Regions from separate parts of the Homo sapiens genome. Here region 1 is linked to region 2. Evidence: chromatin contacts called from ENCODE Hi-C or POLR2A ChIA-PET data. All regions are on one chromosome and are shown on one strand. Each heading gives the region's core, a stretch centred on a gene start or an enhancer-like site at or near the end of the contact. The rest is flanking DNA. Distances are from core to core; before and after follow the strand shown.

The links. Hi-C counts contacts between places; a loop is a spot of excess contacts on that map. ChIA-PET counts read pairs that join two places held with the same protein, here RNA polymerase II (POLR2A). Pooled maps may share reads with other maps.
Region 1: a loop to region 2 is called in a pooled map, with 6 times the contacts of the local background. The contact joins the promoter of CXXC5 here to the promoter of EGR1 in region 2. A Hi-C loop is called at or near these places in 1 of 37 single-sample maps with no recorded cell type and 5 of 50 pooled maps. POLR2A ChIA-PET finds 5 or more read pairs at or near these places in 1 of 52 experiments (GM10248).

Annotation. Positions count from the first base shown.
Region 1 is chr5:139,646,091-139,650,186 of GRCh38, forward strand. CXXC5 (CXXC finger protein 5) reads left to right here and starts at 2,259. Exons shown (of 3, transcript NM_016463.9): 1 at 2,259-2,755. CXXC5-AS1 (CXXC5 antisense RNA 1) reads right to left here and starts at 3,638. Exons shown (of 2, transcript NR_149086.1): 1 at 3,245-3,638; 2 at 2,909-3,091. RefSeq lists silencers at 2,187-3,316, 3,517-3,686.
Region 2 is chr5:138,462,845-138,466,756 of GRCh38, forward strand. It overlaps EGR1 (early growth response 1), which reads left to right and starts at 2,635. Exons shown (of 2, transcript NM_001964.3): 1 at 2,635-3,224. The coding sequence starts at 2,918. RefSeq lists silencers at 1,239-1,508, 1,829-2,228, 2,239-2,588, 2,679-2,888 and enhancers at 1,421-2,620, 1,693-2,533, 2,534-3,373.

The sequences.
Region 1 (4,096 bases), core at 1,009-3,508, 1.2 Mb after region 2:
CAAGGTGTTAATTTCCAGCAAGGGAAAACTCCAAGATCCACCCCCTAAACTGGGCCAGACAAGTCAACACCCCTTCCCTGAGGAAGCCATCACCACTGGGACCACCTGGCCTTCCTCCATTGCAGCCTGTGGATCCCTGGCCTCCCGCCTGAGTTGGGGGTGGGGGTGGAGGCATAAGTCTGAAAAAAAAGTGGGTAATAGTCAGCAGTTCCCTAAAGTAGAATTACTACCCACCCTCTGCCATGGACCCCAGCATAAAGCTTTTTGTGGGGCGTGCATGACCTGACTCTGTACTGGCGTTAGGCTTCAGGAGATCTGTGGAATAGAGTTTGACTTCATGGATCCTAACCCTCTGAGACCTGCTGCTGACTCCCAGGGAGCAGGTCCTCCCTCACAGTCTGTGCCTCAGCTTCCCCAGAAAAGGTAGATGGAGGTGAGTTAAATGCTTGGAGATCCTACACCTGGGCTTTTGCTTCCTTTTTCCTTGCACGGTCAGTGCCCAACACAGTGCCTGACATTCACACTGAGGCCCAGCATACCTATCTTTAAGCAGTTTGGAAGTGATCTTCTGGGGGTGATGGGCGTCTTAAAACGGTTTCCATAGCAAGCACCTTACTTTTACTCACATGGGATGTTTGTTTGGAGGGGGGCATTAAAAGGACTGCTGGCAAGGAGGAGAGAGACTAAACGCCTCCCCAAGGGAGCCATTTCTTGGCATAGTAGTTAAGGGAGACCACTTCTCAGCATTCGGAAGGAACTGGTTGGGAGCAGGTGTCCACGATGTCTGGGGAGGGGTCACTTCGTGTGGTCTTGGATATCAGGAGTGGCAGAGAGGCAACACATTCCAGATGAGCTCTGCCCTTTGACACCTCCCCCCACCCCACCCCGGCTGGGTCAAGGCCCCAAGGCCACATATAGAAGGCGTGGAAGGTGGGCACCAGCTGCTGCTGCCAGGAGATCCATGCTCCATAAGCCCTCGCGCCAGCCTCGGAGACAGCCAGGCTGCGCAGAGCAGAGGAGAGGAAGCAGCGAGGTGGGAGACAGTTTCGCTTCTCCCACCGAGGCCGCGCCTGTGGCTGCAGGCGCCCGGATCGCCACAGTTAACTCCCTGTTATCTGGGCCCCAATCGATCTCAGGCTGTAACGTTTAACCCTAGGCTGACTTCCCCAACCGCCCTCCCCCTCTCCCTCCCCTGCTTGGGTCTGGGGACTGCGTTTTCTTCGCCTCGCAGAGGAAGGTCGGCCTTGCACAAATCCGCCCCCACGAATCCCAAAGAATTGGAGAAAACTTCCACTTTGGGATTATATGCAGTTGGGATTATATGAGCCCGGGGCTTGCACCATGGGTACGTGAGGTGAAGACATCTGCAGCAGCAGGATTAATTAGCCTAAGATGGGCATATGGAGGCCACTGATGGAGTGAAAGCGGGATATGCGGGCCCAACTCTGTCCCCACTGGGCGCCTACTCTGGCAAGGCTGAGTTTTCCTTCTGTCTTTCAATCAGTACCTATTGAGCGCTGCTGTTCCAAGCATTGTTTCGGGTTTTGAGTGCGTAGGCCATGGTCTCAGGGCACCAAATGTACGTAGTCGTTTTAGCCCCGGGACTCAAGAGTTGAGGCTGATGCCTGCCTGAGAGATAAAATATCCTTTCTCGGATCAGTTTCCTCACCTGAGAAATGGGAACGGGAATCTCCGCCCCTTTTCTCCCGGGGCCCTAGTGCCCACTGAATCCATTAAGGAGCTCTTGGAAGGGTGGGGTCTTGGAACACGCGTCTACCTCCCAGGACCCTCGACTAGGAATCTCTGGCCCGCCGCGCACCTGAGCTGGGGGGCGCGGCCAAATTCTCCCTCCCGGTCCTCGAAGCTTCTGGCCCCGCTCTAGAGGGGGCAGAAAGATAGCAGATTTCCCCGGAGGTGCGTCTCTAAACCCAGACCGCCTCACCAAAGCGGGGAGGTCGTCCTTTTTTTTTTTTTTTTGTAAAGTTGCGGGAAATAGGCGAAGACGGGGCGCGCAAGGGAGCTGAGCCTGGGTGGACCGCGTCAGGGCGCGGGGAGCTCGAGGCGCAGCGGCTGCAGCTCCGGCCTCAGAGCCCGCGGCGTCCAAGTGGCCCGAGCTGCGCTGGGAGGGAGGCGGCGGGAGGAGGGAGGGGAGCCGAGGTGGAGGGGGTTGGGGGGAGGAGGGAGCGGCGAGTCCGGTCCGGGTTTTGCCGGCAGCCCCCGGGCAGCGTTCATAGCTCCTGCCCGGGCGGGCGCGCGGCGGCGGCGGCAGAGGCGGCTGAGCCTGAGCGGGGATGTAGAGGCGGCGGCAGCAGAGGCGGCACTGGCGGCAAGAGCAGACGCCCGAGCCGAGCGAGAAGAGCGGCAGAGCCTTATCCCCTGAAGCCGGGCCCCGCGTCCCAGCCCTGCCCAGCCCGCGCCCAGCCATGCGCGCCGCCTGCTGAGTCCGGGCGCCGCACGCTGAGCCCTCCGCCCGCGAGCCGCGCTCAGCTCGGGGGTGATTAGTTGCTTTTTGTTGTTTTTTAATTTGGGCCGCGGGGAGGGGGAGGAGGGGCAGGTGCTGCAGGCTCCCCCCCCTCCCCGCCTCGGGCCAGCCGCGGCGGCGCGACTCGGGCTCCGGACCCGGGCACTGCTGGCGGCTGGAGCGGAGCGCACCGCGGCGGTGGTGCCCAGAGCGGAGCGCAGCTCCCTGCCCCGCCCCTCCCCCTCGGCCTCGCGGCGACGGCGGCGGTGGCGGCTTGGACGACTCGGAGAGCCGGTAGGTGTCGGGCCACGGCCCTCCCTCGACCCCCCCCGGAGGCCGGCCCCCTCCCCTTCCCCGCCTACCTCCCTCTCCTCCCCCGGGGTTCGGTGCGCGGCCGGGGCCGGAGTTCGCTGCAAGTCGGCGGAAAGTTTGGCTGCGCGGGTTCCCCCGAAGTTCAGGTGCGGAGAGCCGGGGACGGGGAAGGAGGGGTCCGTATTTGGGAGGGGCGGGGGGCGCCCGCACCGTAAGCCGCGGAGCCCCGGAGCCTGGGAGACCTAGCGCCGGTGATCGCTTGGTGGCCGCTGCTATACCCAAGCCTCCCTAAGCCGCAGTATGCTCGGTCGCAGATCACTGAGTTCAGACAAAAAGAGGGGTTTTAGGGTCTGGGACGGCGGCTTGGGCGCCGTGGAGTGGGGCTGGGACGCTCCTTGCGGGGTGCCGCCCCCCTCCCCCCCACTACTCCAGTTCGCGGGCGCTGGGGCAGCGGGCGCCCGGGGTCCTCACCTCTTGGCGTTGGGCGGGCGCTCAGCCTGCGGGGGCGGCTGCTTGTAGATCTCTGGCGCGCACTCCCCCCATCAGACCCCGCTCGCAGCCCTGTGTTGAGGGGCGACGTTAACTGCTCTGGGCGCCCTCGACCACGCGTGGCTGAGCCTCCCCCACCACTTGGAAGAAGCGGCGGCTACTTCTGCATTTTTCCTCCGGCTCCTCGCCCCCGCTGCCCGCGGGGTGCCCGGCGGGCTGATGAAGTTTGACCTTTTTTTTCCATCAAAGTATCTCCCCCACCACCACGGTGCCCCGCGGCCCCTCCCTCCCTCCTTTCCCAGCCTTGGGGAGTCTTTTGAGCTGTCTCCCGAGCCCCGCGTGGGCCACGCAGCGTGCAGAGCCTGGGAGGGAGAATGGGGGTGTTCCTCTAGCTGCGGAACTGTGGGGGGCGTACGTCCCCGGCGCCTGCCACGCTGCACTGGCCCCAAATTTACCCATGAAGTTCGGCCCGACCCCCCTCCCCTTCGCTTCCCCGGAGCGGAGTGAGGGGCTGAACCGCCGCGAGAGGAATGTGTTAATTTTCTGGCTGGGGGAAGTTGTCCTCGCCCGGAATGGGCTGCTTTCCGGCGGGGAGCGCGGGGTGCGCCTGGCTTTGTTTATTTGTAGGATCGACGGAAAGCGAGTGACCCCGGTTTTTAAATGGGGGGCCACCTTCGGGACCTGTCAGAAGAGCTGAAACGCCCAAAGTGGGAGCAAGATCTCTTTTTGTTCTTTTTTCCCCCCCGGGAATCTGAAGGGGTGCGCGGAGTTGGGCTGGTGCCTCGGGCTGCAAGGAAGCACCAGTAAATTTGGGGGGTTCTGTAGTGACTCATT
Region 2 (3,912 bases), core at 1,385-3,884:
TGGCCAACATGGTGAAACCTGGTCTCTACTAAAAATACAAAAATTAGCCATGTGTGGTGGGGTGCACCTGTGGTCCCAGCTACTAGGGAGGCTGAGGCAGGAAAATAGCTTGAACCCAGGAGGCGGAGGTCGCAGTGAGCCAAAATTGCCCCATTGCACTCCAGCCTGGGTGACACAGGGAGACTCTGTCTTAAAAAAAGCAAAAACAAACAAGTAAACAAAAAGCTTGGCTGGCTGGGTGCTGTGGCTCACACCTGGAATGCCAGCACTTTGGGAGGCCGAAGTGGGTGAATCGCTTGAGCTCAAGAGTTCAAGACCAGCCTGGGCAACACAGCGAAACCCCTCTCTACGAAAATACAAAAAAAAAAAAAAAAAAAAAAAGTAAAAGCCAGGCGTGGTGGCAGGCACCTGTAGTCCAAGCTACTCGAGAGGAGGAGGCTGGAGGATCACTTGAGCCTGGGAGGCGGAGGTTGCAGTGAGCTCGCGCCACTGCACTCCAACCTGGGTGCCAGCGTGAGACCCCGTCTCAGAAAGAATAAAAACATTAAAAAAAAAATTTGGCTAAGGTACCCTACCAGGGAGTGGCAAAATGGACATTCAGACACAAGGCCATCTGCGCTGCAACAGCCTGGCCTTCCTGCCCTTGCGGCAGGAGTCCTCTGAGAGGCGCATCACTCCTGCCCCAATGGACAACTCGGTAGACAGTGGGAGTGAGCCCCCCACCTCCCCAGCGGACTTGAGACGGCAGGCTCCGAGACGAGGGAGTCCTGGTTCATTAAGTTGGTTTTTATAAGAAAACATGTTTGGAGGGGGGACAGCCACAGAGGGATTAAGTCCAAGAAAGTTACACCCTCCCCCACCTAATCCCCCTGACCCCGACCTCCAGAGGCTGTTGGGGTTCACAGAGGCCCTCACCTCCTCCCTTCCCTCTCGGTGTCGTCAAGCACCCTCCTTCCCCACATTCTCTTTCTGCTTTCTTTTTAAATCCAGAAAAAACAGCACCTCCTCTGGATTCAGAGCTAGAGCAGGAGGAGCCTTCCCTTCCCGGAATCCCTGTTCCCTTTGGGGTGAGCAACTGACTGCGTCGTGGGGGCGGGGAGGGCTTCCCTGTTCGCGTTCGGCCCCAGGGAGACCTGCGGGAATCGTTCTCCCTCGCCACCACCCACCCCCTGCTTCCTTCTCCCCCTCGCCTTGGCCAGGCTCGGGGTGAGGAGTGTTATCCCGGAGTCTGGGCGCCTCGGCAGTGACGGCTCCCCAGGGACTGCAGGGGGAGCCCGGGCTGCAGCGCCTGCTCAGTTCGTGCTCACTGCGTCGAAGGCTCCCCCGGCCTGGCTCCGCGCCCAGCGCCGCATCCGGGAGGAGGAGCGAGGAGGCGGCGGAAGAGCCCGCGCGGCCGGAGTCCGGGGCTGGGAGTGGAGAGGGAACCTCCAGGGGGCAGCACCGAGCCGCCAAGCCGGTCCTCTCTTCGCGCCCAGCCCGGGGTCCCCAGACAGCCCATAGGGAAGCCCCTCTTTCGGATTCCCGCAGTGTGGGCCGGCCCTCCACCTGGACTGGATAAAGGGGGGAAAGTGACCCCTCACCACAAGGACCATTATCTCCTGGTGAGAACAAGAATCAGGCCTCTCTTGGGGCAATCAGCTTCCCCACTTCGGTCCCCCAAAGGTGGGCTCTTTGCCGGCGGGGACTAGGGAACAGCCTTTCGGTTCCGGGGGAGCACAGGGGACCCCAGGCACCAGCAGCCCCATCCCACCGACAGGTGGCAGAGGCAAGGCAGCTCACTGCTATACAGTGTCCCAAGAACCAAGTGGCCGTGACTTCCTATCCTCAATTTCCCAGCGACACCCGGAAAGACACCGTGCCATAGATCGAGGCCCGGGGTCAAGGCCCCGCCTCTCCTGGGCGGCCCCTGCCCAGGCGGGCCCAGCCGCTCCTCCCCCGCACTCCCGGTTCGCTCTCACGGTCCCTGAGGTGGGCGGGCGGGCCCTGGATGACAGCGATAGAACCCCGGCCCGACTCGCCCTCGCCCCCGCTCTGGGTCTGGGCTTCCCCAGCCTAGTTCACGCCTAGGAGCCGCCTGAGCAGCCGCGCGCCCAGCGCCACACGCCACGAGCCCTCCCCGCCTGGGCGTCCCCGGATCCCGCGAGCGCTCGGGCTCCCGGCTTGGAACCAGGGAGGAGGGAGGGAGCGAGGGAGCAACCAGCTGCGACCCGGAAATGCCATATAAGGAGCAGGAAGGATCCCCCGCCGGAACAACCCTTATTTGGGCAGCACCTTATTTGGAGTGGCCCGATATGGCCCGGCCGCTTCCGGCTCTGGGAGGAGGGAAGAAGGCGGAGGGAGGGGCAACGCGGGAACTCCGGAGCTGCGCGGGTCCCGGAGGCCCCGGCGGCGGCTAGAGCTCTAGGCTTCCCCGAAGCCTGGGCGCCTGGGATGCGGGCGCGGGCGCGGGCCCTAGGGTGCAGGATGGAGGTGCCGGGCGCTGTCGGATGGGGGGCTTCACGTCACTCCGGGTCCTCCCGGCCGGTCCTGCCATATTAGGGCTTCCTGCTTCCCATATATGGCCATGTACGTCACGACGGAGGCGGACCCGTGCCGTTCCAGACCCTTCAAATAGAGGCGGATCCGGGGAGTCGCGAGAGATCCCAGCGCGCAGAACTTGGGGAGCCGCCGCCGCCATCCGCCGCCGCAGCCAGCTTCCGCCGCCGCAGGACCGGCCCCTGCCCCAGCCTCCGCAGCCGCGGCGCGTCCACGCCCGCCCGCGCCCAGGGCGAGTCGGGGTCGCCGCCTGCACGCTTCTCAGTGTTCCCCGCGCCCCGCATGTAACCCGGCCAGGCCCCCGCAACTGTGTCCCCTGCAGCTCCAGCCCCGGGCTGCACCCCCCCGCCCCGACACCAGCTCTCCAGCCTGCTCGTCCAGGATGGCCGCGGCCAAGGCCGAGATGCAGCTGATGTCCCCGCTGCAGATCTCTGACCCGTTCGGATCCTTTCCTCACTCGCCCACCATGGACAACTACCCTAAGCTGGAGGAGATGATGCTGCTGAGCAACGGGGCTCCCCAGTTCCTCGGCGCCGCCGGGGCCCCAGAGGGCAGCGGCAGCAACAGCAGCAGCAGCAGCAGCGGGGGCGGTGGAGGCGGCGGGGGCGGCAGCAACAGCAGCAGCAGCAGCAGCACCTTCAACCCTCAGGCGGACACGGGCGAGCAGCCCTACGAGCACCTGACCGCAGGTAAGCAGTGGCCTACGCCGAGGGGGAACCCTTTCGCCACCATCCTGGCGTCCTGTCCTTCACCGCAGGAGTGCTCCTGGATCTTAGAATGAGAGCCGGGTTTCCCTTTCATTCCTCGCATCCCCAGAGTCATGTGTTAGAGGGATGCCAAGGAACCCCACACAGCCCACCCCCTGCCCTCATCCCTAGCGGAGCGCAGAGGACCGAGCTTTTGTTTTGGATGGAGAGCTCTGGAGCTGCGTGGGTGGGTGGAGGGGGAGGGCTTGTTTTGATGAGCGGGGCTGCGCCCCCCACCTCCAGTAAGACTTGCCTTGCCTTGCTTGCCGCCTGTCCCCAAGGAAGGACCGTGATCCTTGGCCGTGGATGTCCCGGCAGCCCGGGTTTGGGGGCGCGCACTAGCCGCGGCCATGGGGGTGCTGGCGGGAATCCCTCGCCCGCACAGCCGCCGCTGCGGAGCGCTGCGAGCTGCAGTGGAGGGGGATTCTCCGTATTTGCGTCAGCTGTTGTTGAAATGGGCTCTGCCACTGGTGCGGGTCCAGGAACATTGCAATGTGCTGCTATCAATTATTAACTACCTCGGGAGTCAATGGTAGCCGGCCCGGTCTCTTGCCTGGCAGCTCGGGTCGTCCTCGTCCTCCAGTGATTGCTTTCCAGTAACCAGGCCTCCCGCTTCTCTCTCTCCTGCCAG